Regions from separate parts of the Homo sapiens genome. Here region 2 is linked to region 1. A link is an interaction called in ENCODE POLR2A ChIA-PET data of the cell type or tissue named here. Cell type or tissue: A673. All regions are shown on one strand. Each heading gives the region's core, and the rest is flanking DNA. Links, peaks and the distances in the headings are about the cores only. Region 1 holds the start of LOC107986635 (a long non-coding RNA gene). Region 2 holds the start of LOC107986634 (a long non-coding RNA gene).

The links. ChIA-PET counts read pairs that join two places held together with the same protein. Peaks named below come from ENCODE experiments on the same cell type or tissue, not always from the same donor. Only the 100,000 strongest peaks of a DNase experiment are listed, where the experiment ranks them.
Region 2: POLR2A ChIA-PET joins it to region 1 with 8 read pairs; 1 of 35 experiments calls an interaction of 5 or more read pairs at or near these places.

What each region holds. Positions count from the first base shown.
Region 1 is chr6:112,902,649-112,918,626 of GRCh38, forward strand. It overlaps LOC107986635 (a long non-coding RNA gene), which reads left to right and starts at 9,791. Exons shown (of 3, transcript XR_001744307.1): 1 at 9,791-10,342. LOC105377950 (a long non-coding RNA gene) reads left to right here. Exons shown (of 4, transcript XR_942885.3): 4 at 1-4,807. In A673, for the core only: no CTCF peak of the experiment used is centred there; DNase peaks (open chromatin) are centred at 9,513, 9,913 and 10,233; H3K27ac peaks cover 393 bases.
Region 2 is chr6:112,843,152-112,859,129 of GRCh38, forward strand. LOC107986634 (a long non-coding RNA gene) reads right to left here and starts at 3,669. Exons shown (of 6, transcript XR_001744303.1): 1 at 3,611-3,669. In A673, for the core only: no CTCF peak of the experiment used is centred there; a DNase peak (open chromatin) is centred at 8,170.

The DNA of each region.
Region 1 (15,978 bases), core at 4,957-12,956:
TAACCTCTCTATTCCCAACAATGCCATGGATAAAACTGTGACCTCCCGACACACCAACCGACCTCAAGAGAAAAGACTGAGAGAAGTGCCTAGACTCACTTTTCCCAGGCACTAGAGTCAACAACAAATTGTTATTTTTACCTTTCCAAGACAATTAAAAAAAACTCAAAACACTTTAGTCCCTTTTACCTTCTCCAGCCTTTTGTGCTTGTATCATGCATTTGAGTTATATGTACATTTTAAACCTCAAAAGATATTATTATTGTTGTGCAGCATAAATACTCATTGAGTTTTCCCCACGTATTTACATTTCCCATGAATTTTTATAATTCTCTGTTTTTCTGTGGTCTCAGTAGAGATTATTTCCTTTAATCTGAAGTCTCCTTTTAGTGTTTCCTTCAGCATGTGTCTTCTGCTGATGAATTCTTTCACTTATCTTCACGTTTGATGTTTTTCAATGGGTACAAAATTATTGGTTGGCTGTAATTTTCTTTTAATACTGGAAAAATATCATTCTCTTGTTTTCTAGCTCTGTCACTTCTTTTGAAAAGTCAACTGTCAATATTGTTATTGGTCCGTTTATGGTGATATGGAATTCATTTGGGGAATGGAGCTGATTTTAAGAAATTTCTCTTTACCTTTGGTTTTTATCAGTGTGAACATGATGTGCTTAGACATGGCAGTTAATGCTTGAGGGTCACAGAGTTTCTTGAATCTGCAGCTTGAAATTTGAGAAAATTCTTATGCAGATTATCTTCAAATATTCCTTTCCTATATTTTCTGCATTCTCTTCTTTTGCTTCTATTAATGTATTTGTATTTATCTTTTCACTCTAACTGTATTTCACATGTTTTTGGCTTACATTTATTTTTCATTCTTTCTTGTCTTCATCCGTTGGTCTCGATGTTTCCTAGTAACCTATCTTCCAGTTTACTAATCCTTTCTTTTTCTGTGTCTAGCATGCTGTTAGTCTATCTATTGATTTTATAGTTTCAGATACAGATTTTTTTTTCAGTTTTAAAATTTTCATTTGATTTATATATATGTATATATTCAATTTGGGGTTAAATTATACATCTTTTTTTTTACTTATTAGTTATTTAAAAATCCATATATCTAACTCTAATGTCATTCTTGCCTACAGCCTGTCTGTTGCCTATTTTTCTCTGGGTTTTCCTTATTTCAATCTATATATATTTCATCCTAGATGTCCATTCAAGTGCATTACAGATATTTTGTTTAAAAAATTATACAGGCTCTGATGTTAGAGATTATCTTGAATCAGTTTAAGAAGTGAGATAATTGTTCACTGTGTTGTAAGGTCTATGTAGATTGATTTATTTCCAGTCTGCTCCCACCCTATCATAGACTTTTAGGGGTCTTAACTGAAGGTCTAAGGTATTTACAAAGGAAGGCTCCTCTTCTTTGGCCAAGTCAAACGACACTTTTTTTTTTCCCTCCCCAGTCCCGTAAAATGCCAAAATCTCTGCTTGGCTTTTGGGCCTCTCAGTAGTCATTTTTCATTTGGTTTATTCCCTTCTCAATTCTTTAAAGCTTTGGTTTAGGCCCATTTCATAGCCTAAAAAATTGGGTGAAGAAATTGGGAAGAAAAGGCATACCAAATACGAGACTCACTTCTCTGTGGCTCCTTTGTTCTCCAGGATTTGCCTGCTTTGATAGCTCTTAATTGGAATTTTTGTTTCCATAACCGTGTGGGACTGCTTAAAGCTCCAGGTTGTTACTGTTCTGGAGAGAAAGAAGCGATGAAAAATGTGCCCACCCACCTCAATACATTTTTCTTCTCCTAGTGTTACTGACCTCTCAAGTTGGGCTGTCTTTTTTGATGGCTAATGTTTGCAACAACCATGGATGTTGTGTTGTCATTTTTGTTGTTTTCTATCCAGCTTTTACAGGTTTTCTTGGTCAGTGAGTTGGTTTGATACAAGCTACTCTGTCACTTTTAAAAACAGAAGTCTTAGAGACGATGCACTTAAACAAAATCAATACAATGAAAAAAATTATGGGAGGCTGATTTATAAAAATGAAATTATAAGAAAGGTAACACTGAGTTTTATTTGACCCCAAGTAATATAGCCAAAAGGTTAACAGTGTCAACGTAAGTAACTGTTGAAGTCAGAGAAAAGAAATATACCTGCTAGGCTCAGGGATGAAAAAATTAAGAGTTTTCAAACCTTGATACTAAAATGGGGAGAGACTGTTAAAAATCATATAATAAGAGAAATACCTGAGTGCACAAAGTGTTTGGTCTGGATGAAAGTAGGTATGAATGGGGGTTGAGATGGAATTAAAGAAGACTTTAAGTATTTGATCATTTCAGTGAGGAAAGTAGAAATGATCTGAATTGATCTGGATAGCTAGAAAATTTCGGAAAGTATTAAATTGGTGCAAAAGTAGTTGCTGTTAATGGCAAAACTGCAATTACTTTTGCGCCAATCTAATAGATGTTGCCTAAATCAAAAAATAATACTTTTAACCATTAAGGCTATCCAACACTGCCCTGGGGTCTTCCAGAAAGTGTTAAGTCACTTTTAATACTTAATATTACATTAGTTGATCACAGACATTGATGTTAAAAAAGAGATTTCTTAATTAGGGGGTGAGTTGCATGGTGATAGAAAGACAACAATTATTATTATTTTATTGAGAGTGAATTATATACCTGGTGCTTTATATATAAGCATCTTAAATTAAATACAAATTTAATACTTATGAGTACAATACTTATTGAATACTTATAAGTTTAGGAATTAGATCTAATTTTTATTCTCACTTTACAAATGAGGAAACTGAGGTATAGAGGATAAATAATTGGCCTAGTGTCAAGCAGCTAGTAAAGGGAGGAGGTGCGACTTGAACCCAGGTAACCTATCTCCTGAGACCACACTTTTAGACATCACATTATGCTGTCCAAGTTAAGATTGGTTAACTTTATAAGCTGTTAGTTATCCTTAAATAGATGGGGTATAAACAACAGCAGTCATATTAACAATGTGTAGTTTATTTGTTTACCCTTAGAATAATGTTGCAAATAAAATAGTTACAGATTCTGTTATTTGCTATGTGCTTTAACAAATCAGTATAAAAAACAAAGGCTATGACCTAACAAAGTTTCTTTTCTAAAGAATTCAGACATAAAAGCATATAAGGTACTGTACTGATATATAAAATTTGTCAATCTGTGCATGTGTGTGCATATAAAATAAATTTACCATGCAGGTAGCCATCTTATGTTTTAATATACCCTTACCTAATTATAGTAGTGAACTTGATGAAACTTGGAAATGCTATTTATTATGATTTTAATACCTACCTTGACTATCCTGGCTGACTCTTTAAAATAATTTTTAAAAGCACACTTTTAGAACTTGCTAGGCAAATGATTCTAAGGTTCTGTTTGTTATCCAAGTTATCATTCCATAACCTTTGTCAGAATGTTCTCTCTTATTTATGACTGAAATCCTGCAATAGAAACCAAAACCTATATGCCTCTATTACTATACCAAATGAAGGCAAGTTTCATCCATTATGTGTTTGGACCTATTTGATGCCAGCCAGTTAACAAACATTAACCTTTTCCTAAAGATGTCTTTATAATTTTTTTTGTTCAATTTCTCATATGTTGAAGAATCAATCTTTAATTTTGCCTCTCATGATTAATATGAGGACCCACAATAGAAAGTAACTGAAAGTAGGCATTAGATTTACTATATTTGAAAGGTTCACAAAATAACATTAAAAAGTGCTATTCTACCTCAGTATGATTATGACAGCTGACCTCCTTAATTAACTCTGTAGCTACATTTCAGATTTTCTCAGAGCCCTTGACACAATTGTTTCAGGGTTTGTTTTAAAGCCTATTTTTCTCTTTCATTTAAAAAAAAAACTTCAAAGGAGTCTGGTATTTCAGAAAACTGTCAAGATGTGTTGAAACGTATTTAAAAGAATGCATAGTTTCATGAATTGGCGTGGTTTGTGCACATTATTATTTTTTCAGGTTTTTCGCTACATATAAAGAAGGATAAGAATTCTGTGTGGGGGAAATATTATGGTTGTCACAGGGCAAAGGGGGTCATCCAGTATCTTTCACTTTTCTCCAGAAGAAATTAAGAGAAGAATTCATCAAATGTTAATGTTAAGAACTCAGAAACTCTGGAATGTTTGTCCAGAGTCCCAGGCCTCAGAGCAAATGCTCTTATGCTGCTGGGCTCCAGGGAAAGATTTCAGCCAAAGTCAATATGCACAGAAACTCCATCTGACTGAAACTGTGGAAACAGCTGTAACTACTTAGCTGGAAAACCACCTTAGATTCCTCTCCCAGAATACGCTGATGACATGGGAGATGGGGAGCAGGAAAGCTCTGTCAGGATCTCTCTTCAGCTGTGGTCAGAAAAAAAATATTTTCTTTCCCTGAAAGCTGTAAATAGATGGGTTTATCTCTGGTCATAATAAACCACCACCACCCCCCTAAATTTCTTTTTTGCCCTTAAATTTGCCCATGTCTCTTCCTTTCTTTGTGTATTAATCAGTATTTGATTTAAGTCATCTTTTATGTGAAATTTTTAAAAAGATCCACTTGATCTTAGATACATCTTCTAAATGTGATTGGATGGGATTCACATTAGTATTAGAGACCAACATGGTCAATGGATGTTTAATTCTGATAAGGTTTCAATTTATGAATATATACATAATTCTTTGGTTTGAGATTTTATTTACCTCTTATTGTTCTTCATGGTACTTTTTTGCATTATTCTTAGAAGAAAATAAAAAATGCTACCAGAAACAACAAGTAAATGTTTTTTTCAAGTTTACTGAAGTATGAATGACAATTAAAAATTGCATATATTCAAGTTGTACAAATTGATGATTTGATATATGTATACAATGTATGTATACATACATTGTTAAATATTCACTACAGTCAAGCTAATTAACACATTCATGATCTCACATAGTTACTTTTTTACCTGGTAGGAGCACTGAAGATCTACCCTCTTAGCAAATTTCACATATGCAATATGATACATTATTGTTAACTATAGCCACATTGTTGTACATTAGATCTCCAGAACTTATTTATCCTGAATAACAAAAACTTTATACCTTTTGATCAGCATCTTCCCATATCTCCCTTTCTCCAGCCCCTGGTAACCATCATTCTACTTTGTTTATATGAATTTGACATTTTTAAAGCTTCATGAGTTCACTTATATATGGTATCTAAAACAATAACAAATCGATTTTCGGCCACTTTGGGGAAATTGATTTTTGACCTTGTAATCATAGGTTAAAAAACTATCGATAGCCTAGCTCAGGCAGGGAAGAAACCTCAGAAATCAGGACAACTAAAAGGAAATAGGAAGCCAAAAATTGCATTATTTTGCTTCTGAACATTCTGTATAAGATGTTACATAGCCAAGGTATGGAATGTTGACAGTCAGAAATTGACCTAGACCAAAACAAGTGAAATGTATGTATATGTGTGTGTTTATGTATATATAAGTTGTTTTATTTGTCTTATTGCCTATTTGATTATTTAACTTCCATAATTATTTCATAATTTTGAGATGAATTCAGTTCTGGGGTCAAGTGTTAATATATAACATGGATTATTAAAATATATCAGCTAAATTTTAAGTATCATTTTAAAAATGGCTTGCATTATTGAGCACTCTATTTCCGAAGTAATGAGTAGCATCCTAAAATGATTATACTTCAAAAAGTGTGAGGTGAAATCCATTCATTTTTTCAAGTGTTCACTGTGTTGCAATCGACTCCAAAAATGTTGACCTCAGCAACTAGAAAACTATATGGACTGCTTTTGGGGAACTGACTCGCTTTGGAAATTTCTGAGGACCCCTCAAATGTCTCAAATGGCTAAGAAATTGAAGATGAGATAAGTATATGCAGGTTGATTTGAGGGAAGACATAAACAGATCTAGGGGGAAGAAATAAGGTAGAAGTAGATAATGACTGAGTCTGCATGGGGAATTAGTTCAAGGTACTTAGCCAAGACACAAAAATTAATTCAAGATGGATTAAAGACTTAAATGTTAGACCTAAAACCATAAAAACCCTAGAAGAAAACCTAGGCAATACCATTCAGGATGTAGGCATGGGCAAGGACTTCATGTCTAAAACACCAAAAGCAATGGCAACAAAAGCCAAAATTGACAAATGGGATCTAATTAAACTAAAGAGCTTCTGCACAGCAAAAGAAACTACCATTAGAGTGAACAGGCAACCTACAGAATGGGAGAAAATTTTTGCAATCTACCCATCTGACAAAGGGCTAATATCCAGAATCTACAAAGAACTTAAACAAATTTACAAGAAAAAATCAACCCCATCAAAAAGTGGGTGAAGTATATGAACAGACACTTCTCAAAAGAAGACATTTATGCAGCCAACAGACACATGAAAAAATGCTCATCGTCATCAGCCATCAGAGAAGTGCAAATCAAAACCACAATGAGATACCATCTCACACCAGTTAGAATGGTGATCATTAAAAAGTCAGGAAACAACAGGTGCTGGAGAGGATGTGGAGAAATAGGAACACTTTTACACTGCTGGTGGGACTGTAAACTAGTTCAACCATTGTGGGAGACAGTGTGGCAATTCCTCAAGGATCTAGAACTAGAAATACCATTTGACCCAGCCATCCCATTACTGTGTATATACCTAAAGGATTATAAATCATGCTGCTATAAAGACACACGCACATGTATGTTTATTGTGGCACTATTCACAATAGCAAAGACTTGGAACCAACCCAAATGTCCATCAATGATAGACTGGATTAAGAAAATGTGGCACATATACACCATGGAATACTATGCAGCCATAAAAAAGGATGAATTCATGCCCTTTGTAGGGACAAGGATGAAGCTGGAAACGCATCATTCTCAGCAAACTATCGTAAGGACAGAAAACCAAATACCGCATGTTCTCACTCATAGGTGGGAATTGAACAATGAGAACACCTGGACACAGGATGGGGAACATCACACACCGGGGCCTGTTGTGGGGTGGGGGTGCTGGGGGAGGGATAGCATTAGGAGATATATCTAATGTAAATGACGAGTTAATGGGTGCAGCACACCAACATGGCACATGTATACATATGTAACAAACCTGCATGCTGTGCACATGTACCCTAGAACTTAAAGTATAATAATAAAAAAAAAAATAATGAATCACTAGGGGAAAAAGGTGTGTCAAGAGCTTTCCCAGGAGTAGATTTCCCAAGGCTAGGCCACTTTCTGAAAGCCACAAGTATTTACCCCAAGCTATAGGAGGACAATTGATAGGATATGGAGGTTCCAGCAGAAGACATCCAATTACTAATCTCCCAATCAGCAGTGGAATGTACCTACCCAGAGGAATGCAGGATAACACAGTGCTGGTGATCAAGCTCTGGCATCAAGGAGAAAAAAATCCTGGCTCTACCCTTTATTATTTGTGTGATTGTGGACCAGATATGTGACCTCTCTAAGCCTTAGTTTCTTAGTCTTTAAAATGCTGTTCTGAGAATTAAATTAGGTTATACCTGTAAACTGCATAGCACAGTGCTTGTCACAAAATAAATATTAATAAGTGCATCTTTATTATCACCAACCCTCAAAGATGCCTCTGAGTTGGAATGAGATTTCAATGGTCAGAGCCAGAGAAAGCCAGGTAGAGTAGAGAGCACACAGATTTTCTTATTTTCTTTCAATTGCATGAAAAAGAACAGCTGCTTCCCACATGGAAATCAGATATTTGGAATTTTTTATGTTATTGCTTTTCATAAGTCTACTGAGTTGTCACCCAAAAAGCCTCTGAGGTAAATGCCGTGGTTTTTCACTTCCTGTATGAATTGGGAATGAATGTTTGTAAAAAATAATTCCCTTAAAACAACAGAAATGCAGTTACAATTTTCTTATCAAAGTAGTTGTTGAAGTACGAATTTTATAATTATAATTAAGTAGCAATATGAATACAGACCAGAAGGTAAGATTAAAAGTGGGAACAATTGTAGTAGTATAGAATTATAATTGTTTTCATTTCAAAATGTTTTATTATGCCATATTTTGTATTATACATTTAATTACCTTATTGCTTTGTTGATTTTATAGATCTATAATTTATACATTAATGCATATATACTTCTATATACAGTTACGCATACAGCAAAACGTCTGAGTGGCTATATACCAAAATATGAAGAGTAGTTATGCCTTGGCGATTACGGATATTTTTCATTTAATCGTATTTTCAAAATTTTCAATGGTTATTTGTAATAGAAATTTATCAAAATTAACAGCTGTACTTGAAAATAATCAAAATAAGATATACTCCTGGCTTCTCTGATCTTATTTATAAATGGCAAAATATTGAGATCCCAACCAAACATTCACAGATGAAGTTTTATTTCTCAGAGTAAAGTGATTTAGGTTTTTTCCTTTGAGATGGGAAAAGAAGTCCAGTTAGGTGCTTGTTTGCAATTTATTGGTAAAGGCTACTAATTACGTATAGCCTTTGTTAAATACCCATTTATCCATTTATTCATGTTCAATAGAAATTAAAAGTGGCCTCCAAAAGTGGCATAAGTAAATTAATGAGAATGTTAAACAAGAAAATGGAATCAGTTAATTAAATGGTGGCCCATTTGGTATGATTTAAGTTCTTCTGATTGTTACTTCATTTCAAATCAGAAAATTTCTAACTTTCTTAAAAAATAATTTAATAATAACTAAACATTAAATTATTTGACAAGCCAGTGTTACTCAATGGAGCCTGTTATTCTATTGAAAAGTAGGTTTGAATGGAATTTCACATTCTATAACATTCTTGAATAATCTGAGCAAGTTTCACTGGTTCCTATCAAACTTGGTCTCACCTCCATCTATAGATTATTAAGTAATCCCAGCCAATCTTTTGAGCACCATCGGGTAATTTCTAGGTAGAGCCAATTAATGGAAAGTATACGACTATTGCGGTTCATGGATCCCAGGTGCATGTCTTGAAGCCGTCTGCAAAGACTTTCCTCTTTTCAGGATAAAAGTGAACCTCACAGAGCTTAAGTTTATCTCAAATTTCAGATAGTGGTGACTACCTGAAAAACTTTAGCCTATCTAGTACTTATGATAAATAAAACTACATCGCCTTTAGTAACTGCCATCTGGTATAAATGTTTGTGAAAATACACATAATAAATTTTTTAATGTTGGATTTTACTCAGAATGATTCCCCACATTACTTCTGCCTAGCAAGAAAACATCTAATTTAATGATTCATAAATTCTGTGGAAATTTGCTATTAAATATATCTGAGAAAATATCCTACAACCCTGAAAAGCCTTAGCAAGAAGATGCTACCAATGTTCTCTACACAGGCCCTGGGCATATTACAGCACTTTGAATACGGAAGCCAACGAGCATTGCATGAGATAACAAAACAGCAGGGACCATTATGTCCAAAGAAAGTTTATCCTCATAAATTTTAGTGAGAGTCATGGATGCTAATTAAAGCCAACTCTCAAAGCCAAGTGTAGTTGGCCTTCATCATCCACCTGATTCAGTACAGCTGTTTCCAAAGGGAAACTAGAGGCATGTAATTTGTTCTCATAGGATTTGGATTCTACTTTATTTATTTGTGATAAATCTTTGGGTTTAGAGGTTACGTAACCACATGTTTATAATGGTACTCATTAATTGACCACATCTATTACTGACCATGCAAATAATTTTTAGGGATTATTTCAATTAAAAATTTAAGAAATACCATTTAATGCTATAAAATATAAGCACTCCAAATGCCTTAAATTGGATCATGCAGGAAACCACGGAAATCACATTATTTTGCATTTCAGCTTTGGAAAAAAGCCACACTTTGAGAATGCTCAGGAAGAATTAGCAAAACTGATCCTGCCATAAAACAATACAACCCAAAGAGTTCTTTCCTGAGACTAAAATTATTTGGCTAGGAGGAGGGAAGGATGGTGAAGAATACAGTTTAGGAAGTGATCTAGCTGAGAAAGGTGAGAAAAACCCTGAAAAGAAAGCAAGTGCTTTTGCTAATTGAACCTAAGAATAGAGTGTTAGATAATGTGGGCTTACAAAAGGCTGTATCTTACAAACAAATATTTTTGCTTCAGGATGATGTAAAGTTTGAATAATAACAGTAAGTTTCCACTATTATTAAAACTACTCTCTTTCCACAGTTGCAGTTGGATTAGAGTCAAAAATTCCAGAGCAGCAGGCCCAAGGAAGAATAACAGTATGCAGAAATGAGGCATTTGGCTGCTTAAGAAATCAAGAGGGGGGCACACAAACAGGTTTGAATACAAGTCCACATTCCAACAAACTCCTTTTCTTCACTATTTCACGATCTTCTATGGAGATTCAAAGACATAGGAGTTTTTACTTAGTGCCTGTAAAAAAAAAAAAAAAAAGGTAAAATAAGATAAAATTGAGAGTATTTTTTCTCAGAGCTTTAGCAAATTGCTTTTTACTTTCTAGACATTATCATCTGTGGAGGTTACGCACATATTACAGTGAATGCAATTTAATACCACTCAAAATGTTCTTGGTGACTCTTTTTTCAGAATCACATTCTGGATCTATTATAACCATACAGAGAAGACATTTTTTTCTTTTTCTCTTTTTCCATTTGCTATCTTTCTCTCTTTCTTTTCCCTTTCTATCTTATTTTGTCTCTCTTTCTTTGGCCATAGTGCTAAAGTATTCCTTTTTCTATCCTTTTGTTTAAATGAATTTTGGCTTTATGCAAAACTTAATCCCTTTCCTTTGACATGTGACTATTCATCTCCAAGGAGAATTAAAAAGAAACACAAAGAAATGTTTTTCAGATATAAATGGAAATTCCAGAAGTGTAGTGAAGGCATCATAATGGTAATCACTTATCTCCACCAAACTGTGACAAAACTGAATGAGGTAGGTGTTTCAGTAGTGGAGATGTGTTTAGTAGTTGATTCAATTAGTTTATAGTCCAATTTAGCAAATCTAGACATTAGCGATATACAGATGTTTCTTTTGACTCACCGTCTGCACATGGAAGGTTCATTCACCACACCTGTGGGTGTGAAGGAAATCAGACTCGAGTAACCTTCATTTTTTGTGCTTATGAGAGTTTGTTTTTGATATAAAATATATTTAGAAAAAAACTAGAATGGGTAAAAATGGAATTCTGTAAAAAATAACCGGAAGATTATTGTTAGACGGCCAGTCAAGCCAAGTGGACAGTTATAATCAGTGGGAGTGTGGCACTATGGCCATGCTCTGGACAGCTGGCTTTAGAGGAAGTGAAGTGCAGTTGGTTAACAGCATACTCCACAGGGATTCAGTGTCAGCCCTTTTTCTTACTAGATACATTGGAACAAGTTTTCAAAATTCTCTGTGCCTTAGTTTCTCCATCTAAAAAATGACAATAATAATAAGACCTCATACATTCATTGTGAAGACCTTACAAGATAATACACATGAAACAGTAGTGTTGGGCGTTTATGTGCACTCCACACATATTACCTAGCATATCATTGCTATTATTTATAAATATTTGATTATGCTTTTTTTTAGTTCAAAGGCAAAGAGATGTAAGAAATAGTTCAAACGGAAAAGTGTGGAAAAGCCATGTGACAGGAAGAATATTTCTCTGGTGATTCAGTAAAATATACTTATTAAGGGTGATTCTTTTTTTTTTTTTATTATACTTTAAGTTTTAGGGTACATGTGCACATTGTGCAGGTTAGTTACATATGTATACATGTGCCATGCTGGTGTGCTGCACCCACTAACTCGTCATCTAGCATTAGGTTTATCTCCCAATGCTATCCCTCCCCCCTCCCCCGACCCAACCACAGTCCCCAGAGTGTGATATTCCCCTTCCTGTGTCCATGTGATCTCATTGTTCAATTCCCACCTATGAGTGAGAATATGCGGTGTTTGGTTTTTTGTCCTTGTGATAGTTTACTGAGAATGATGATTTCCAATTTCATCCATGTCCCTACAAAGGACATGAACTCATCATTTTTTATGGCTGCATAGTATTCCATGGTGTATATGTGCCACATTTTCTTAATCCAGTCTATCATTGTTGGACATTTGGGTTGGTTCCAAGTCTTTGCTATTGTGAATAATGCCGCAATAAACATACATGTGCGTGTGTCTTTATAGCAGCATGATTTATAGTCCTTTGGGTATATACCCAGTAATGGGATGGCTGGGTCAAATGGTATTTCTAGTTCTAGATCCCTGAGGAATCGCCACACTGACTTCCACAATGGTTGAACTAGTTTACACTCCCACCAACAGTGTAAAAGTGTTCCTATTTCTCCACATCCTCTCCAGCACCTGTTGTTTCCTGACTTTTTAATGATTGCCATTCTAACTGGTGTGAGATGGTATCTCATAGTGGTTTTGATTTGCATTTCTCTGATGGCCAGTGATGATGAGCATTTTTTCATGTGTTTTTTGGCTGAATAAATGTCTTCTTTTGAGAAGTGTCTGTTCATGTCCTTCGCCCACTTTTTGATGGGGTTGTTTGTTTTTTTCTTGTAAATTTGTTTGAGTTCATTGTAGATTCTGGATATTAGCCCTTTGTCAGATGAGTAGGTTGCAAAAATTTTCTCCCATTTTGTAGGTTGCCTGTTCACTCTGATGGTAGTTTCTTTTGCTGTGCAGAAGCTCTTTAGTTTAATTAGATCCCATTTGTCAATTTTGGCTTTTGTTGCCATTGCTTTTGGTGTTTTGGACATGAAGTCTTGCCCATGCCTATGTCCTGACTGGTAATGCCTAGGTTTTCTTCTAGGGTTTTTATGGTTTTAGGTCTAACGTTTAAATCTTTAATCCATCTTGAATTGATTTTTGTATAAGGTGTAAGGAAGGGATCCAGTTTCAGCTTTCTACGTATGGCTAGTCAGTTTTCCCAGCACCATTTATTAAATAGGGAATCCTTTCCCCATTGCTTGTTTTTCTCAGGTTTGTCAAAGATCAGACAGTTGTAGGTATGCGGCGTTATATCTGAGGGCTCTGTTCTGTTCCATTGATCTATATCTCTGTTTTGGTACCAGTACCATGCTGTTTTGGTTACTGTAGCCTTGTAGTATAGTTTGAAGTCAGGTAGTGTGATGCCTCCAGCTTTGTTCTTTTGGCTTAGGATTGACTTGGCAATGCGGGCTCTTTTTTGGTTCCATATGAACTTTAAAGTAGTTTTTTCCAATTCTGTGAAGAAAGTCATTGGTAGCTTGATGGGGATGGCATTGAATCTGTAAATTACCTTGGGCAGTATGGCCATTTTCACGATATTGATTCTTCCTACCCATGAGCATGGAATGTTCTTCCATTTGTTTGTATCCTCTTTTATTTCCTTGAGCAGTGGTTTGTAGTTCTCCTTGAAGAGGTCCTTCACATCCCTTGTAAGTTGGATTCCTAGGTATTTTATTCTCTTTGAAGCAATTGTGAATGGGAGTTCACTCATGATTTGGCTCTCTGTTTGTCTGTTGTTGGTGTATAAGAATGCTTGTGATTTTTGTACATTGATTTTGTATCCTGAGACTTTGCTGAAGTTGCTTATCAGCTTAAGGAGATTTTGGGCTGAGACAATGGGGTTTTCTAGATATACAATCATGTCGTCTGCAAACAGGGACAATTCAACTTCCTCTTTTCCTAATTGAATACCCTTTATTTCCTTCTCTTGCCTAATTGCCCTGGCCAGAACTTCCAACACTATGTTGAACAGGAGTGGTGAGAGAGGGCATCCCTGTCTTGTGCCAGTTTTCAAAGGGAATGCTTCCAGTTTTTGCCCATTCAGTATGATATTGGCTGTGGGTTTGTCACAGATAGCTCTTATTATTTTGAAATACGTCCCATCAATACCTAATTTCTTGAGAGTTTTTAGCATGAAGCGTTGTTGAATTTCGTCAAAGGCTTTTTCTGCATCTATTGAGATAATCATGTGGTTTTTGTCTTTGGCTCTGTTTATATGCTGGATTACATTTATTGATTTGTGTATATTGAACCAGCCTTGCATCCCAGGGATGAAGCCCACTTGATCATGGTGGATAAGCTTTTTGATGTGCTGCTGGATTCGGTTTGCCAGTATTTTATTGAGGATTTTTGCATCAATGTTCATCAAGGATATTGTTCTAAAATTATCTTTTTTTGTTGTGTCTCTGCCTGGCTTTGGTATCAGAATGATGCTGGCCTCATAAAATGAGTTAGGGAGGATTCCCTCTTTTTCTATTGATTGGAATAGTTTTAGAAGGAATGGTACCAGTTCCTCCTTGTACCTCTGGTAGAATTCGGCTGTGAATCCATCTGGTCCTGGACTCTTTTTGGTTGGTAAGCTATTGATTATTGCCACAATTTCAGCTCCTGTTATTGGTCTATTAAGAGATTCAACTTCTTCCTGGTTTAGTCTTGGGAGAGTGTATGTGTCGAGGAATTTATCCATTTCTTCTAGATTTTCTAGTTTATTTGCGTAGAGGTGTTTGTAGTATTCTCTGATGGTAGTTTGTATTTCTGTGGGATCGGTGGTGATATCCCCTTTATCATTTTTTATTGTGTCTATTTGATTCTTCTCTCTTTTTTTCTTTATTAGTCTTGCTAGCGGTCTATCAATTTTGTTGATCCTTTCAAAAAACCAGCTCCTGGATTCATTGATTTTTTGAAGGGTTTTTTGTGTCTCTATTTCCTTCAGTTCTGCTCTGATTTTAGTTATTTCTTGCCTTCTGCTAGCTTTTGAATGTGTTTGCTCTTGCTTTTCTAGTTCTTTTAATTGTGATGTTAGGGTGTCAATTTTGGATCTTTCCTGCTTTCTCTTGTGGGCATTTAGTGCTATAAATTTCCCTCTACACACTGCTTTGAATGTGTCCCAGAGATTCTGGTATGTTGTGTCTTTGTTCTCGTTGGTTTCAAAGAACATCTTTATTTCTGCCTTCATTTCGTTATGTACCCAGTAGTCATTCAGGAGCAGGTTGTTCAGTTTCCATGTAGTTGAGCGGCTTTGAGTGAGATTCTTAATCCTGAGTTCTAGTTTGATTGCACTGTGGTCTGAGAGGTAGTTTGTTATAATTTCTGTTCTTTTACATTTGCTGAGGAGAGCTTTAGTTCCAAGTATGTGGTCAATTTTGGAATAGGTGTGGTGTGGTGCTGAAAAAAATGTATATTCTGTTGATTTGGGGTGGAGAGTTCTGTAGATGTCTATTAGGTCTGCTTGGTGCAGAGCTGAGTTCAATTCCTGGGTATCCTTGTTGACTTTCTGTCTCGTTGATCTGTCTAATGTTGACAGTGGGGTGTTAAAGTCTCCCATTATTATTGTGTGGGAGTCTAAGTCTCTTTGTAGGTCACTCAGGACTTGCTTTATGAATCTGGGTGCTCCTGTATTGGGTGCATATATATTTAGGATAGTTAGCTCTTCTTGTTGAATTGATCCCTTTACCATTATGTAATGGCCTTCTTTGTCTCTTTTGATCTTTGTTGGTTTAAAGTCTGTTTTATCAGAGACTAGGATTGCAACCCCTGCCTTTTTTTGTTTTCCATTTGCTTGGTAGATCTTCCTCCATCCTTTTATTTTGAGCCTATGTGTGTCTCTGCACGTGAGATGGGTTTCCTGAATACAGCACACTGATGGGTCTTGACTGTTTATCCAATTTGCCAGTCTGTGTCTTTTAATTGGAGAATTTAGTCCATTGACATTTAAAGTTAATATTGTTATGTGTGAATTTGATCCTGTCATTATGATGTTAGCTGGTGATTTTGCTCGTTAGTTGATGCAGTTTCTTCCTAGTCTCGATGGTCTTTACATTTTGGCACGATTTTGCAGCGGCTGGTACCGGTTGTTCCTTTCCATGTTTAGTGCTTCCTTCAGGAGCTCTTTTAGGGCAGGCCTGGTGGTGACAAAATCTCTCAGCATTTGCTTGTCTGTAAAGTATTTTATTTCTCCTTCACTTAT
Region 2 (15,978 bases), core at 4,203-12,202, 60 kb before region 1:
AGCTAATTTTTCTGATGCTCTCCCTCCGCCTAGTGTTCTTACCGTTCAGCTCTCACTTGTAAGTGAGAACATGTAGTGTTTGCTTTTCTGTTTCTGTGTTAGTTTGCTGAGGATAACAGCTTCGAATTCCATCCATGTCCCTGCAAAGGACATGATCTAGTTCCTTTTTATGGCTGCATAGTATTCCATGGTGTATATATACCACAGTGTCTTTATCCAGTCTGTCATTGATGGGCATTTGGATTGATTCCATGCCTTTGCTATTGTGCATAATGCTGCAGTGAACATACATGTGCATGTGTCTCTACAATAGAATGATTTATATTCTTTATAAATCATTACTGGGTGTATATACATACACCCAGTAATGGGATTGCTGGATCTAATGGTGTTTCTGTCTCTAGATCTTTCAGGAATCACCACACTGTCTTCCACAATGATTGAACTAATTTAAATTCCCATCAACTGTGTAAAAGCATTACTTTTTCTCTGCGGCTTCTCCAGCAACTGTTGTTTCTTGACTTTTTAATAATAGCCCTTCTGACTGGTGGGAGATGGTATCTCATTGTGATTTTGATTTGCATTTCTCTAATGATCAGTGAAGTAGAGCTTTTTCTCATGTTTCTTGGCCACATAAATGTCTTCTTTGGAGAAGTGTCTGTTCATGTCTTATGTCCAGTTTTTAATGGTTTTTTTTTTTTCTTGCAAATTTGTTTAAGTTTTTGTAGACTATGGATATTAGACCTTTGTCACATGGATAGATTGCAGAATTTTTTTCCCATTCTGTAGGTTGTCTATTCACTCTGATGATAGTTTATTTTGCTGTGCAGAAGCTCTTTAGTTTAATTAGATCCCATTTGTCAATGTTTGCTTTTGTTGCAATTGCTTTTGGCATTTTCGTCATGAAATCTTTGCCTGCAAGGCACAATTTAACTCATAATAACCATACTACCCAAACTTTCCTGCAGTTACATGTAGTTATATAAATTATATTACTGAGTTCTAGCTAGTGGAATGTGAGTGTATGTAACACTTCCACACTTGATTCACAAAAATATCCCATGCTCTTTTTTCCATTTTGTTGGCTAGATACAGCAATGAGAATGGAGAGCCACAGATGGAAAGGACCTGGGTCTCTGACTGCCTTTTGAGGACGGCCACCTCTTAGAGACCAATACTTGCCTTAGTTAAATGAGCTGAACATAGATGTATTTTATATTGAGCCATTATGCTTTAAAAAAATTATGGACTTTCCAAATCCTAACTAAATACTTGGATTGACTTCAATTCTATCATTAACCAGATGTGTGAACTTGGGTGTTATTTAAACTTTCAAAGTCTGTATACTTTTCATAAGAAGAGATGCAATACCTATCATTCAACCAGTTATGCTGAGTCCCTATTAGGTATCAGGACCATGGTTCTGTACAATGAAAATAAAGATCCCTTTCCTCAGGTAACCTACATTCTTCTGAGGGAGATGAATGCTAAACATGTAATCAAATATATAAATATAGAATGTCTAGAATGTCCATAGAGATATAGACTAAAAAATGATCAAGATTTACATAGATTAACTGGGAGGGAGGCTCTAATAAGGTACAGTAGTCAAGAAGGCCTCTCAGGTATGGGAAGGGGCTGGATGTGAGACAAATGGTGAGCAAAAGCCATCCATGTAAAGGGTGCTCTAGGGACAAGCTTTGGCAAGTTGAAGGAATTAAACCAAAACTAGTGTGATTAAAGCAAATGATAAAATGTCTGGAGCATAGGAAATAAGAAAGAAGAGAAATATGAGATGAAGTCAAACTGTAGGCAGGATGTATGTTATATAGGCTTATAGCTCATTACAAGATTTTGGTTCTATTCTAAGAGATTGGCAAACCAATTGGAGCATTTTATGATCTGATTTTTATTTTTAAAAGATTACTCTGATAACCATGTTTTCACTGGATAATAGGAAAAGCATGGAAGCATTTACTAGGCATTTGGAGTAATCCAGGTGAGAAATAATGGTGACTTAGACTAGGATGGCAACAGAGGACACAGTGAAAAGTAGTTGGGTTGTCTTATAGCAAATAAATATGTATCTGGAATAATGATGATGATGATGAGAGCAATTGCAACAAAAATAACAGTAATAATAATAATACCTGGCAATGAATTTAGCCTTTACAATTGGCTTTTACTCTTCAGCTTTCCTTTTCAATTTCATGCACTATAAACATTTAAATCTTATCTTATTAATATCCTTTCCTGGATCAGTAATAAAGTTGTCAACTTCTAATTCAAGAGTGAACACTTTTATTTCCTATCCATTGATAGCCATTATAATGATGTTAAATGAATGAAAATGATCTAATCCTACAACCATAAGCATAATAGAAAGTGAGACATCAGCAGACACTTAAAATATCTCTGAAAGATGAAAAACAGATGAGTTGATGGAATCCAGAGGGGGCTGCAGGTAAAGGGGAAACTAGGCTGCCCCTGGCAATAATGCAAGTGACCCCAGATGATTGGAGTGAAAAGTGGGTCTGAAAGAGAAAGAATAATTAAGTTCCTATGTTTGTAATAATTCTCCATCTCTAATCCAGAAGCCAGGTATTAACTACCAAAGCAAATATATACAACTAAGTAAACAGCCAAAGGAAAATCAGTCTCAGAATAAATTTAGCTGCCTAGCAAGAAATGGGGCAACTAGTATATTCTGGCATTTAGAAAATTTTAAGCACAGTGACTGACACTCAGCTCTGTATCCTGTTTGGCAAAAGCAACCTGTCAATAAAACTCATTTATGAACAGAGTGGTATCAAGCAAATATTTTATTGTATCATTTTAAAATGTGAAAGAAAACAAAAGTAATGTAAGAAGTAGAAGGGCAATTTATTCTTAGAAAGATGTGTATGTGTGTGTGTGTATATATATATATATATATAAAATTCATAAAATAAAAGAGTAGCATTACTCACCAAATTAAGGATCAAGGGAAAAGAAATAATTACTAATTACAAAATTAGTAATTGAAAAATTGTTAGAAGATGAAGTCAAAGGAATTCCTCAAATATATATTAAAACACATAATCATAGGAAAAAGATAACAATGACAAGGTATTCATTTAAGACACTCAGCACTGAATTAGTTTTCTGAGAAGGGAGCATACATGAAATGGAGATAAAATTATTTTTAAAAAGTACAAGAATATTTCCAGAGCTATGGTAGATATGCTTAAACTAAAAGAGCTTGACAAATATTGAACAAAATGAGTAATACTTTAAAAAATTGAGCCAAAATTGAATACTTTGAAATATTGAACAAATATTGAACAAAATGAGTAATACTTAAGAAATGCTTTCTAGAGGTATCATTGTAAAATCTTAGAAAACAGGAGTGTTCCATTTATCTAGTGCTGTGTGGCAGACCACTTCAAGATTTCGAGACTTCATTAATATGTGAAACAGCTTGATGTAGCCATTCCACAATGTATACATATATCAAAACATCATGTGTGCATCATGTTGTGCACTAATAGATACAATTTTTGTTTGTCAGTGTAAAAACTAAATTTTAAAAAACATGGCTTCAAACAACAGCAACATTAATTTTACTCACACATCTGCAGGTGGGGCAAAGCTCAGCTCATCTCTGTTCTACTTCATGTCAGCTCTGGCAGCTCAAAGGCTGGGGTTAAAGTCTTTGGAAAGCTCACTCACTCGCATGCCTGGGCAACGGGAAAACTAAAAAACATCTGTGCTGAACAGCTGGGTTTCCTCAGGCATCTTTGTATCTCTATGTGGTCTCTCCATGTGATCCTTCCAGCATAGTGGCTTCGGGATAGTTAGACATCTTACATGTTAACTCAGGCCTCCTAAGGTACATATCCAGAGAGAAAGAGAGAGAGAGAGAGAAAGAGAGAGAAAGAGGCAGACAGAAACGCTACCATTTTTCTTTTCTAATACACATTTTGTCTTAGAATTAAGATTAACAGAAAAGTTAGAAAGATAGTACGGGGTCCCTACATACCCTGCATTCATTTACCCCATTGCTAACATCTTAAATTAATCCATTATATTCATCATAACTCCTCAACCAATATTGATATATTATTATTAAAGAAACACCATCATTTATTTAGATTGTATTCCTTTTTCTCTAACATCTTTTGACGATTACTGGTAGTATTTTGCAGAATGTCCTTCATCTTGAGTTCATCTGATATTTTTCTCATGTTAAGACCAGGGTTATGTTTGTGTAGAGAGGAAGACCACAGAGGTGAAGTGCCATTCCCAATATAATACAGCAAGAGAACTTATCTTCTCACTGATGATGTTAACCTTGTTCACCTCACTAAAGTATTGTTTTTCAGATTTCTCTGTTGTAAAGTTATTTTATTTCCCTCCTTTCTATACTATATTATGTGGACACAAGTCACTAAGCACAGCCCATATGTGAGGAAGAACTCATGCTCTGCTTCCCTGAGGGTGCAGTATCTACCTAAATTATTTGGCATTTTTCTCTATGGAAGATTTCTGTCTTCTCTCTCATTTAGTTTTCAATCGTAGTGGTACAGACTCACAGATATTTATTTTGTACTTTGGGTTATAATTCAATATCTTATTCATTTTGTTGCTCACATTGTTTCAGCTTTGACCATTAAGCATTTTTTCAGTTAGAAAGTGTTCCTTTGAATTACCGCCATTGTTTTGTTTTTTGAGCAATACCCTAAATTTTAGCACATCAACATACTCCAGGTTCATCTTGTACACTTTCCCTCCCAGCTCTAGAACCAAACATTTCTCAAAGGAGCCCTGCTTACTTTTATTGGAGAATGGAGTTAGAAACTGTCTGAACGCTGGAGTACTCATTGCTTTTAGGCTTTCTCAGCAAATGGAGCAAGGAAATATATGTATGCATACTAACACGTGTATTATATATACATATGTATATATATACACACATATATATAATTTTGCTTTTATATATCTATCAATATCTATATTAAGCTAGACACAAGTCCCTACAAATATCTCTGATTCTAGTCTGGTACCTTATGCTTCATTCCAGCCTTTCCTCCTTGCTTCTCTGTAACTGCTAACTCCAACAGAAAAAACCTGGCTTCTACCACCTGCCATCTATTTACTTATTGTTCAATTCTAGTATATATGTGCAGAATTTCAGAATTCTTAACCTGTACTCCCATGACAAACAACTTTAGCAGCAACAATCCAATGCTTATGTATAGTTTCCTGGTCTTTATTCTTCCAGTTTTCAGTCATTTCCAAAGTTATTTAGCTGAATACTTATTTTCTCCACCCTTTTCAGTGAGATTATATCACACGTTTGTAATACAGTTAGATTATTTTGACACAGTCTGCATTCTATCCTGGGATCTCCTGTATTCCTGGTTGATTTTTTTTTAAATTCATCTATTAAGCTTTATTCTTAGTCCTTGAAGTCCTATGGATTTTGAGAAAAGGAGGGGTCAAACAGTATCATTTTGATTCATTCCTTAGTCATAAAAACATCTTCAGTTCTTCAACTCATCTTAGTCAACATTCTCCCTTCCCAAAGGCGCTGGTGCCATTGATAGATTTTCATCTCTATGGTTTTCCCTTTTCCAGAGTATCATTTCAATGCAATCATATGGTATGCAGCCTCACAGGACTGATTTTTTTTTCACTTGGGAATATGTACTTACGATTCATCCATGTTGTTGTATGGATTAATTAATAGCTTATTTGATTTGATCATGAAACAACATTCCAAAGTATAAATCTGTACTTTTTGTCCATTATCCTGCTGAAAGACATTTTGGCTATTTCTGTTTTTTGACATCTATCACTTTTTAACCAACCTTGAAAGTCACACAGCATCACTTAGGTTACATTAAATTCATTAGGAGCAAGTCACGAACATCAGCCCATATTCAAGTGGAGAGAAATTAAACCCAACCTTTTGTAGGATGAGCATCAAAGTGTTTGTGGTCATATCTTAAGACCACCTCAAAAGGATAAAGAAAAATATCCTGACTGTCTTCAGGGATTCTTCAACTCTCCAAACTCAGTTCATGAGTGTTGGAATAATTATCTATTGCTATGTAACAAATTATCACAAACTCTGCTTCTTAAAATACTATTCATTTATTATCTCACAGTTCTGTGGGTGGGACATCTGGAACAGGGTAGGTTCTTTGCTCAGGATATCACAAGGCTAAAATCAAGGTGTCGGTAGAACTAAGTTTTTGTTTGAAGGCCATAGGGGAGAATCCCCTTCCAAACTCATTTAAATTTTTTGTTTGTTTGTTTTGTTGTTTGTTTTTTTCCAAGCTAGATTTGTTTATTTGTGCTTATAAGACTGAGGTCCCTGTTTTCTTATTGGCTGTCAGCTGTCAGCAGGGGATAGCTCTCAGCCCCTAGAGGATGCCCCTCCTCACTGGCCCTTCACAATGTAGCTGTTTGCTTTTTCCTAGGTCAGCAGGAACACGTGTCTCTGACTTCTTGCTCTGCTTCTTTCGTATCTGAAATCAAAATCTAGATGTAAGGGGCTCATGATGAAGCCAAGTCCACCCAGATAATTTCCCTTTCTTAATGTCAGTTGTGCCATATAACATAATCTAATCGCAGAACTGACAGCCATCACCCTCATTGTACTGGGGATTATTCAAAGTCTATACACCAGGACCTGAGGATCTTGGGGGTCATCTTAGAATAATATCTACCACAATCATGGATTATACTTAAAGTAAATGGCATACCTTTGACCAGCTATTGGAATGTCACAAAGGAGAATTTATTTGCATATGCTTTCTTGAGTGGCAGAGTAGAAATCTCATTGAAGTAGATATTGAAGTATGTATTTACTGAAGTATGTATGGGGCATTATGCACACAATAATAATGTAAAAAAGTATTGGTTTTTAACTTTTAGGTTCAATTCACAGATGAATTATGAAGTTTTGTCATAATAATGGAGTAGAATTTAAATGTCATCAATCTTGACAATACAAAAGTCAAACTATGGCTCATGCAAGTTGGTGCGTGGAAGAAGTATGAGAAGTAAAGAAATGATTATGGGTATTGATATACTTATCTAGCAATAAAGGGATGGTATATACTGTCTAAAATTGAAAAACAAACAAAAACTTAAAAAAACAGAAGTTTAAATGAGAGGTTAGCAAAATTTTTCCTTTAGAAGGCCAGATAGTAAATACTGTAGGCTTCGCAAGTGATACGGTTTCTGTTGCAACTACTCAGGCCAGGCATTGTGGTATGAAATTATCCATACAGAACCCTAAACAGATGGATAAGGCAGTGTTTCAATAAAACTCTATTTACAAGAACTGGCAGCAAGCTGGATTTTGCCTACAGGCCATGGTTTGTCAATCCTTGGTTTAAAGAATATTCTTTAAAGACATAAAAAGTAAAGTAGTGCTGTAACTTTATTAAGAAGAGGTGAGGATGAAGCAGATTTTTAAGTAAGCTAAATCTTTACAGCCACAGCATAATAAGCAATAAATGATGGCTAAAGTTAAAACATCAAGAAGTGGTACTATGAACAATCATTTAGAGAAAATTGAGGCAATTAATTTAAACACTGAAATCACAGATTATTGCTTCCAGGGAGTGTGTTTGCAGTGGGGAGAGATGGGGTAGGAACTACTGCTTGTAAGCATAAACTACTTTGTACTATGAGAACTTAAATATTTACATATTACCTTGATGACAATTTTAAAGAATAAACTATTGAATAAAACAAATTTGTAGACAGAGCCTCCATTTACTAAATTGATTGACCCATTATCGGTTTTGATTACTATTATTATTAAAATCTAATTATTCCGAAGAATATATTATTTCTTATTATTTATAAGGCTACAGCAAGAGTTTTTATAAATTCCACGGTAAAATTTAGAGATTGTATGTAACTATATTGATAGAATTTCCTTGATGACCAGATTTTGCCTTATTTTTTTATAAAAGACTAGTAGACAATGATATGACATTAGTAAATTTATGCAGTTTTCTAAGAACTAAACAACCATTCTGTGAATACAACTTTGCAGGAAAAAAACAGTATTTATTTCAATTTTATGGTGAAAATTTCTGTTTGTCCATTATTAAGATTTATGGTGATTTTCCTGTTCTGTATGTTCTTTAGATATTCTTGGCAGTGGTTCAGCTATCTCATATGTGAATCTCCTTAAGACTACAGTAATTTTCCATGACACCATTTGTTCTAGTCAGAGATAACGTTTTAGCCCAACAGCCTGTACTTTATAATATTCTTATCTTTAAGGACTTCCATTCCACATTACTAATGCTTATTTTCTATTTTTTAATGCAAATGCTATTTTTCTTTATATAAGAAGTGAAATACAAATGAGACAAGTAGTTTCATTTTTCCTTTGGTATTTGTTATTATGATTCGCTGTAGGCAACAAATCAATATTGTATTTGTTGCACATCCAAACATATGAAACATGAATTCCACAAAACTTTTTATTGAGTTATAGGGTACCCCACTGATTTGTAATCAAAAGAAAATGCCAGTGTGTTTTCTGAGCATTGCATTATTTTCATAAAATTATAGGCAATGTGTTACTATCCATTGGAGAGTATTTTATTAAAAACTATTAATAATAAAATCAGCACATCATCAAATTAACAATTTTTATGGGTACTATTAATTTGGTTAACTCTCAGATTGTTCTTTCTATGACCATATGATTATGAGAAATGAAAACATAATAAAAATACTCATGGAAATTAGAAAACTGGTTCAAATTAACCTATTACAGTTTTGTTTTTACAAGTGTTTTCACTATTTAAAGAAATATAATATGTCACTTATTTTGAGCAAACTCAAACAAATGTTAATCTTAAAATGAAAAATGAAAAAGCACTCTCTCTTAAGATTATCAGTCTAAACTATACCTAAGTGTAGCAACCAGAAAATTTCCTAATTATTTGACTTGAAGTGTCTAGTAATATTTATAACAATATTTGTAATAAAACTAACATATATGTCCTACTTACCACTTGTCAGGAACTATACTAAGTGCTTTATATATACAGCATTTCCTTTAATTCTCTCAACACTCTACAAATATGTGTTATCCCCTTTTAAATACAGCAGAAAACTTGGGTCTGAGGTATTAAACATTGTGCCTTGCAGGATAAACATTTGAACAAAAGTTAAGCTCAGCAGAGGCTGAATTTGAATTAAGAAATTTAAATTCAGTTCTCACTTCATAAATTTTTCTGTGAATAAAGAGATAGAGGAACAGAGAGGAAAGATAAAACCCTGAAATATGTTCATACCCAAAAAAGGGGAAGGAGGGAAAGTAGGCAACCTGTAAAGCTTTAGATAAAAAAAAAAAGAGATGCCCGTTAGAGTTTCATCAGCTGAAAGTATAAATGCCCTAAGTTGGGAAAATATTTCTGTTCTTTTAACTGATATTATTTGACTATCATGAAAGGAGAACCAGGAGAAATTTGGAAAGAGGAATTTGAAGCCGTGTTCTTTTAAAGAGTTAGAGATTAGAGACAAGACAGCAATGACAGTGATGAAAATGGTTGACAAGAAAGGGTTAGGTGAAACAAGAGAGACGTGCAGGATTGGAAGCGATAGCTTTATCATACACAGATGGTTCTGAATTGATAGGCATATAGGCTATCCTAGATACAGGATGAAATAATGACGGAACTCTTCCTGGTATGGGAGTGAAGGGGATGTGTTTAATTTGGAGCTTAAAAGCTATCAAAACCATATACATTGTAGAAAAAAAGTTGAAATCCTGAAAACCATTTAACCATGTTTTAAGATTTTGTCATATATTGTATCCATACCCTCCAACAAAGGTACACACACACACATGCTTCTAGATCTGCATTATTTCTCTCTGTGATAGCACCACCATGTACCCTGTTAACCTCATGTATGAACCTAGCGGTCATTTCATACTCGCTTTTCTATTCTACTCACATCTGTGCAATCAACAAGCCCTTTCAATTCAACCTTCTAAACATCTCTATTCTCCTGCTCTTGATAACTATAATGGCCTCAATGTAACTCACCCTGTGCATAATCTTTCCACTCCTACAACTCCCCAACCCATTCTCTGCACTGCCTCCCAGCTGATATTTTTAAAGCACGCATACCCACTTACACACAGTGATTATAAGGTATCTATGTTCACAGCTCTGCAAGAATTACTTATGTCAGTGGGAGCAGTCGTTTGAAATGCAAGGTTGTTCAAACATCATTTCCAGCCTCAATGCATACCACCACCACCCTTTGCCCCCAGCAAAATTGAGCTAACTTTATTTGCTTAAACATGTCTTGCTCCCTCCTACCTTTACACTGGCTGCTCCATTTGCTTAGAATATTCCTTCTCACCTATGCATGGACTAGTCCACTTGGAAACCTTCTGAAAGTTATAATCACTTCTCCAGTCTTAAAACTTTGACTCCAAGGCAGGCTTATATGCTTGTCCTCCATGCTGTCTCCAAGTGCTCTGGACATGTCTTTACTCCTGCAGTTATACTGGGCTATAATTTGTTTTCTTATGTGTCTCCTTTTCCTACTTACACCTTAATCTTAAAAGTTGGACTAGCTCTTTAAATTTTATAATTCCTATGTCTAGTATAGTTCCTGGGACACAATAGTTTTATAAACAGTTGTGAATAATAGACGAATTAAAGTAGTTTATTTTTAATTAAAATTTCTTTCCTCTAGTGAAGACCTCCAGCTATTACACTAAGTTCATGACACTTTTTTGTTTGTACATATATGGAGGAATATTAGACTGTTTTCTATTTCAAATTTATTTGAAAATATTTGTAATCAAAATGATTGGATTTACTTTCATCCAGAACTTGAAATAAAACACGCTTTGCAAAATAATTTTTTATCTTTCTTCTCACAATCACATAAAATCCTATAGAGAAATATAAACAGAATCTGTACTTGATGTTAATTCTGTGAGATTGGAATTAACAGGCAGTGCTGAAAGGATGATTCTTCATAGCACAGGCATCTTTTCTAAAGTAAAAGTATTTGGGGCTACAAAGAACTCATGTCCTCATGCTGCCTACAACAATGTTTTAATATTGGAGGAAATATTTCCAGTACACCACCTTATTAATTTTTAAACAGAAGAAAATTTCTTTCAATACTTTATAACAAATCAATATCAGCTGATCTGTCAAGCTTATCATCATGTGAATAGTATAAGAATATATACCCTAAAGTAGTTTTAGTCTATACAGAGTATTGTTTTGCAATAGGAAAAACAAATTGCTACCAAAGGGTTTACAGAAACTGAAACAATCATGAAAAAATTTACTCAATTTAACAACTGTTCAATTCAACTACTGGTGACTGCACACTTATTAAATACTCAATTTTTTTAAAAAAAGAAAAGTATATGACACATCCATACTCTGGGTACTTATTTTGCAACTTAGAAAATTGAAGTGTAATACTAAATACATGAAGTAAATGAGACGAGGATATGAGGGCAGAATAGTTTAATTTTTAATATATTCTGTTAAAGTTTTCATACGTTAGATGATCCCTATCACCATGATTGTGTTTTGCGTCTGACACAACAGACAATGGAATTCTTGGTGGCCAAAGAGTGAAGATGAGTAGAGTTAGAGTGCTCCATTTCTCAAGGGAGCAGGGACCTCGCTTCTACCCAGAGAAATCTAGTGATAAATTTCTTTTTATTTTAATATAACTGGTTGAGCTGATTGGAGTGGGGAGGTGGAGGGAGCAGATGTTATGGTGGGAGGGGTCTGTGAAAGAGGGAAAAAAATAAATCCCTAAAAGCAGAAGATGAGTGGTTCCTAAAAATATATTGTTATTAAAATGTTTGTTTGAAATTTTTCCTCTTCCGCCTTCTAAAAGAAAACATAGAAAGGAACATAAGGTTAGAGTTTAAAATATGCATCCATATGAGCAATGCCTCTAAAGATATTTGTGTTACTGAGTTATAAATCATAGGAATCATCTGTGAACTGTATAAAAAGTGGAGTTTCCAAGGCAGGTTTGGAAGGGTTTTATAGAAAAAGCAAGGGACCTACCTTTAAGAAAATGGGTAGTCTAAAACTTACTCTACACATCATTCATAATCTAAAAATTTCAAAACACTAAAAGAATATTTGTCTGAGGGAGTCTAAATATGAAAACTAAACTCTTAATTATTAATTTAATTTGCATTTTGTTAGTAAGATGCTGTAGTGATAATAAATTTGCAATCCCTCTGTACATAACATTCATTGATTTATGAATGCCTCTATAATTATTTAAAGGTGTTTCTAATACAAAATAATTACAACATAATAAATGAAAATGTGGTACTTTTGAATCTAAATTTTGTATGTCAGAAAAACAATTACTTATCAATCATTTCACCTAGAATAAAATAAAGTTATGACTTTCTAAAATTAAATATGATGAGCCAGAAAAGCTTAATTTCACTTCATTCATGGATTTATCTCATATTCCTTAACGAAATGTAATATGAATTAATTTGCCATTTTGTCATTAAATCTAGGTGGCACTACCAGTTAATGTACTAAGTGAGAACCATTGTTGTTATTAACAATACTTGTAAAATAAAGTACTATAAATATAACAAAGCGGTTACTGGAGATATGCCAAAGCTGGCACTGCAGATCAATTGATCACCCTAACTTTTGTGGATTCAGGTTGTTCGCCGCAGTACCAGGACACTGCAGTCATCTCCCAACTGCCCACAAAATGAAAATAGCTGGCATGCATATGGAGATTTTTTAATTGCAAAGAAAGTCTGATAGTGGATCCTAGAATAACCACACTTCCTTTGTGCTCCCCCACTTCTGTCCAAATCTGAAAAAGACCTCCATATGCTTTAAATATTATAGCCTGACACATACACCTATGCAATGAAAACTTACTCTGAGCTTCCTTATCACCTCCCTCCAAGTAGATTACCTTATATCAGAAATTACATGGAACGCATGGAATGTCTTTGCAAAAATGTATCCCACAAACTTCACAGACAGGAAGAAGCCAATGTGAAATCTACTATTTAATTCTGGTGGCTTAAATTAGCTATTTATTCACTAAGCATTTTTTCTTTCAGTCCAGACAAATAGTGAAACTATATCTGCCAACCTCCCTTGCTATTAAGTGTGGTCATGTGGCCGAGTTTTGGCCAGAGAAATATAGCAGACATGGTATATACCCTGTAAAGCCTTCCTGTTATCATGTACTCTCTTTCTTCTCACATCTGACAGCTGGATGTTGATGGCCAGTACTGTTCTGGAGTCTCATGTTAACTTCTGTTAAAAAAAAAAAAAAAAACTAGTCTACAGTATGTAATCTAGTTAACAGATAAGGGCTATGAGGAGACTAAGGCTTATTATGGTCAAGTGTCCTGCACAATTAAACTAGAAGCTTCCAATTTTGTATAATAGTGAATTCCACTGCCCTATAATTATTCCTGTTTTACAGCTGGGAAAAACTGACAAGGTCACAGATGCCCCTTTCACCTTTTCTAATGATTGATATTAATGGCTTCTTCAAATTATGAGTATGTTCAAGACCATGTGCTTCTCTTCTTTGGAATTTGATGAGATTCGTTCATTCAACAAATTTTTTTGAATACCCATTATGTACCAAGTATTGTTCTAGATTCTTGGGAAACACAGTGAAAAAATACAGGTAAAGAATCTTGCCTTATAGAGTAAGTTTCTATGCTGTAAATACCTGATGTAGAGAGAATTGATTAATTACAGTGCAATTAATTAAGCAAACATTTTTAAGCCACTGGTAGTCTTGCATTTCTGCAGCACATTCAGGGAGGACCTTTGATGTTTAAAATAAACACTAGACGCTGTGAAAATATGAAATGCCAAGTCTAACCTCAAGAATGGTCTCCATGGACAGATAAGCCAGAGATGCACACAATTTCTATCAGACATCTTTAAGTACCACTTTACATCCTCTCAGCATGACCTCTTTCTGGACCTTCATCCACCTTTGATTGCCAATTGCCATGAAGTCGGCCAGCTTTGAATGGGCTCAGACTAATCTCTTATGGACAGAACCTGACAGTGCTTGGGTACTGTCCTCACTGCTCCCTTTCACCTCCCATCCTTGAGCTTTCCTGTTAGTGCTAAACTTCAAGCTGCAGAGAGAATGACTCAAATGCAATTGAGAAGAAAGAGGGCATTAGCACATCATAGAACAAACTTTTGACCAGTGGAAGACAGCAGCCAGCATATAATTATTTCTCGGTTCTGCACTCTGCACAGAGTCCTGAGATGCACCATTTATATGGGCTCTATGAGGATGATTCCTCAAGAAAAACCAATTAGTTGTACTTGATAACAAGCAGTACCCATGTCAGGAATTCACTCTCTTGAGTTTAATTTCTTCTCTTTCCCTATATCTTCCTCCCTTTTCTCCTTACCTCTGCTTCTTTATGATTATCTGATCTGGTTAACTATTAGCATACACAATTTTGCCCCCGTCTCTGCTTTCTAGGAACACTTATTACACATGGCAAAATGTGGCAGTGATCACAAGAGATTTGTGAATGATGTGATATGAGGGTATACAAAAATAGATCTGTTTCTCGGTGTGGTTTCTAGGTATGTCAGGAAAGTCAAGGAGAAGGTGGGTTTTTAGGATTTATTTTAAAATATTAATATATTCCTGACAGATGAAGAAGGATACAATTGGCATTCAAGTTTGAATAATGTTGCAAATGTGTGTGTGAAGGTAATTAATTGTGGGATGTGACCACAAACAGTAAACGGGGAGAAGGTTCTTTAGAAGAAAGTGGAAGTTAAGGCTAACATTGAAGATGGTGAATACTATAGACACACAATGCTAAAAATAACACACACTTCTTTCAGGTTACCATGTTTGATGCCAAGTCAATAGGAAGCCAGAGCCTCATGAAGGGGACAGAGAAAGAGACTGGACAGTGGTTGAGAAGCATCTTCTCAAATTGTATCTTGCATAAAATTTTTCTGTACAAAATTCTGGGTTCCGTCCTTTGAGATTGTGATTCAGGTCTGGAGAGGGGCCTTGGGTCTTCATTTCTACTAAATTTCTAGATGCTGCTGCTATATCTATTAGGCAACCACATTTTGAATAGCACTGGTTTAGAAAATGTCTGTCCTTTCTACATATCAGTCCTAGAGGTGGCTTGGAACTCTGTGTTTTTCAAATTGGAATATTCCCTCTTTAGCCATCCTTTAAGTGCTTTCTGAGTACATGTGCACTTTACATAAGTTAAGACATTTATTTAAAGCAATGTATACAGCATCTAATTTGTGCACAGCTCTATGGTTGATGCTGACAGAGAAACATTGCCAGCTAAGCCTGAGAGATTAACTTTTCTAATTATCTCAACACTAACCCACATTCTACAGAGGAGATTGGGTTTCTGCTGCAATAGGACACAGAAATGAAAATTTTAATGGGCTGGAAGCATCCAGAGGGACATGAAAAAGGAAGATTTAGAGAGATAAGATGTCAAACATGGTCTCATCTTCCTGTTGTAATTTTCCTGACTCTCTGCCACTGGGTATTATTTAGCCAAGGAGGTGATCAGTCTTTGAGTAGGTTTCAAATACAAAGAAGAAGCAGAATGTAGTGTATGTAATCTCAAATTTGCCCATTGATTTCACAGATTCCTAGGTCCGTTTCTGAGTGCCGCACTTCACTTCAGGAGGGAACAAGACAGAATAAAACAAGCATGTAATATGAGGTACCATGAAGAGAACTGGGATACTTATTGTGAAAAGTAGATTCATTGTGCTAATGGGTGTTGACTATGACAAATATTATTTTCTAAAAGGCTGCCATATGAGATACTAGAAGCTAGAAACAAAAGAAAAGAAGGGTAATGTATGGAAGTTAAAATGAAACAAACTGGATCAATCTTTATAAAATTTGTCCACAGGAAATGTGCTGCTT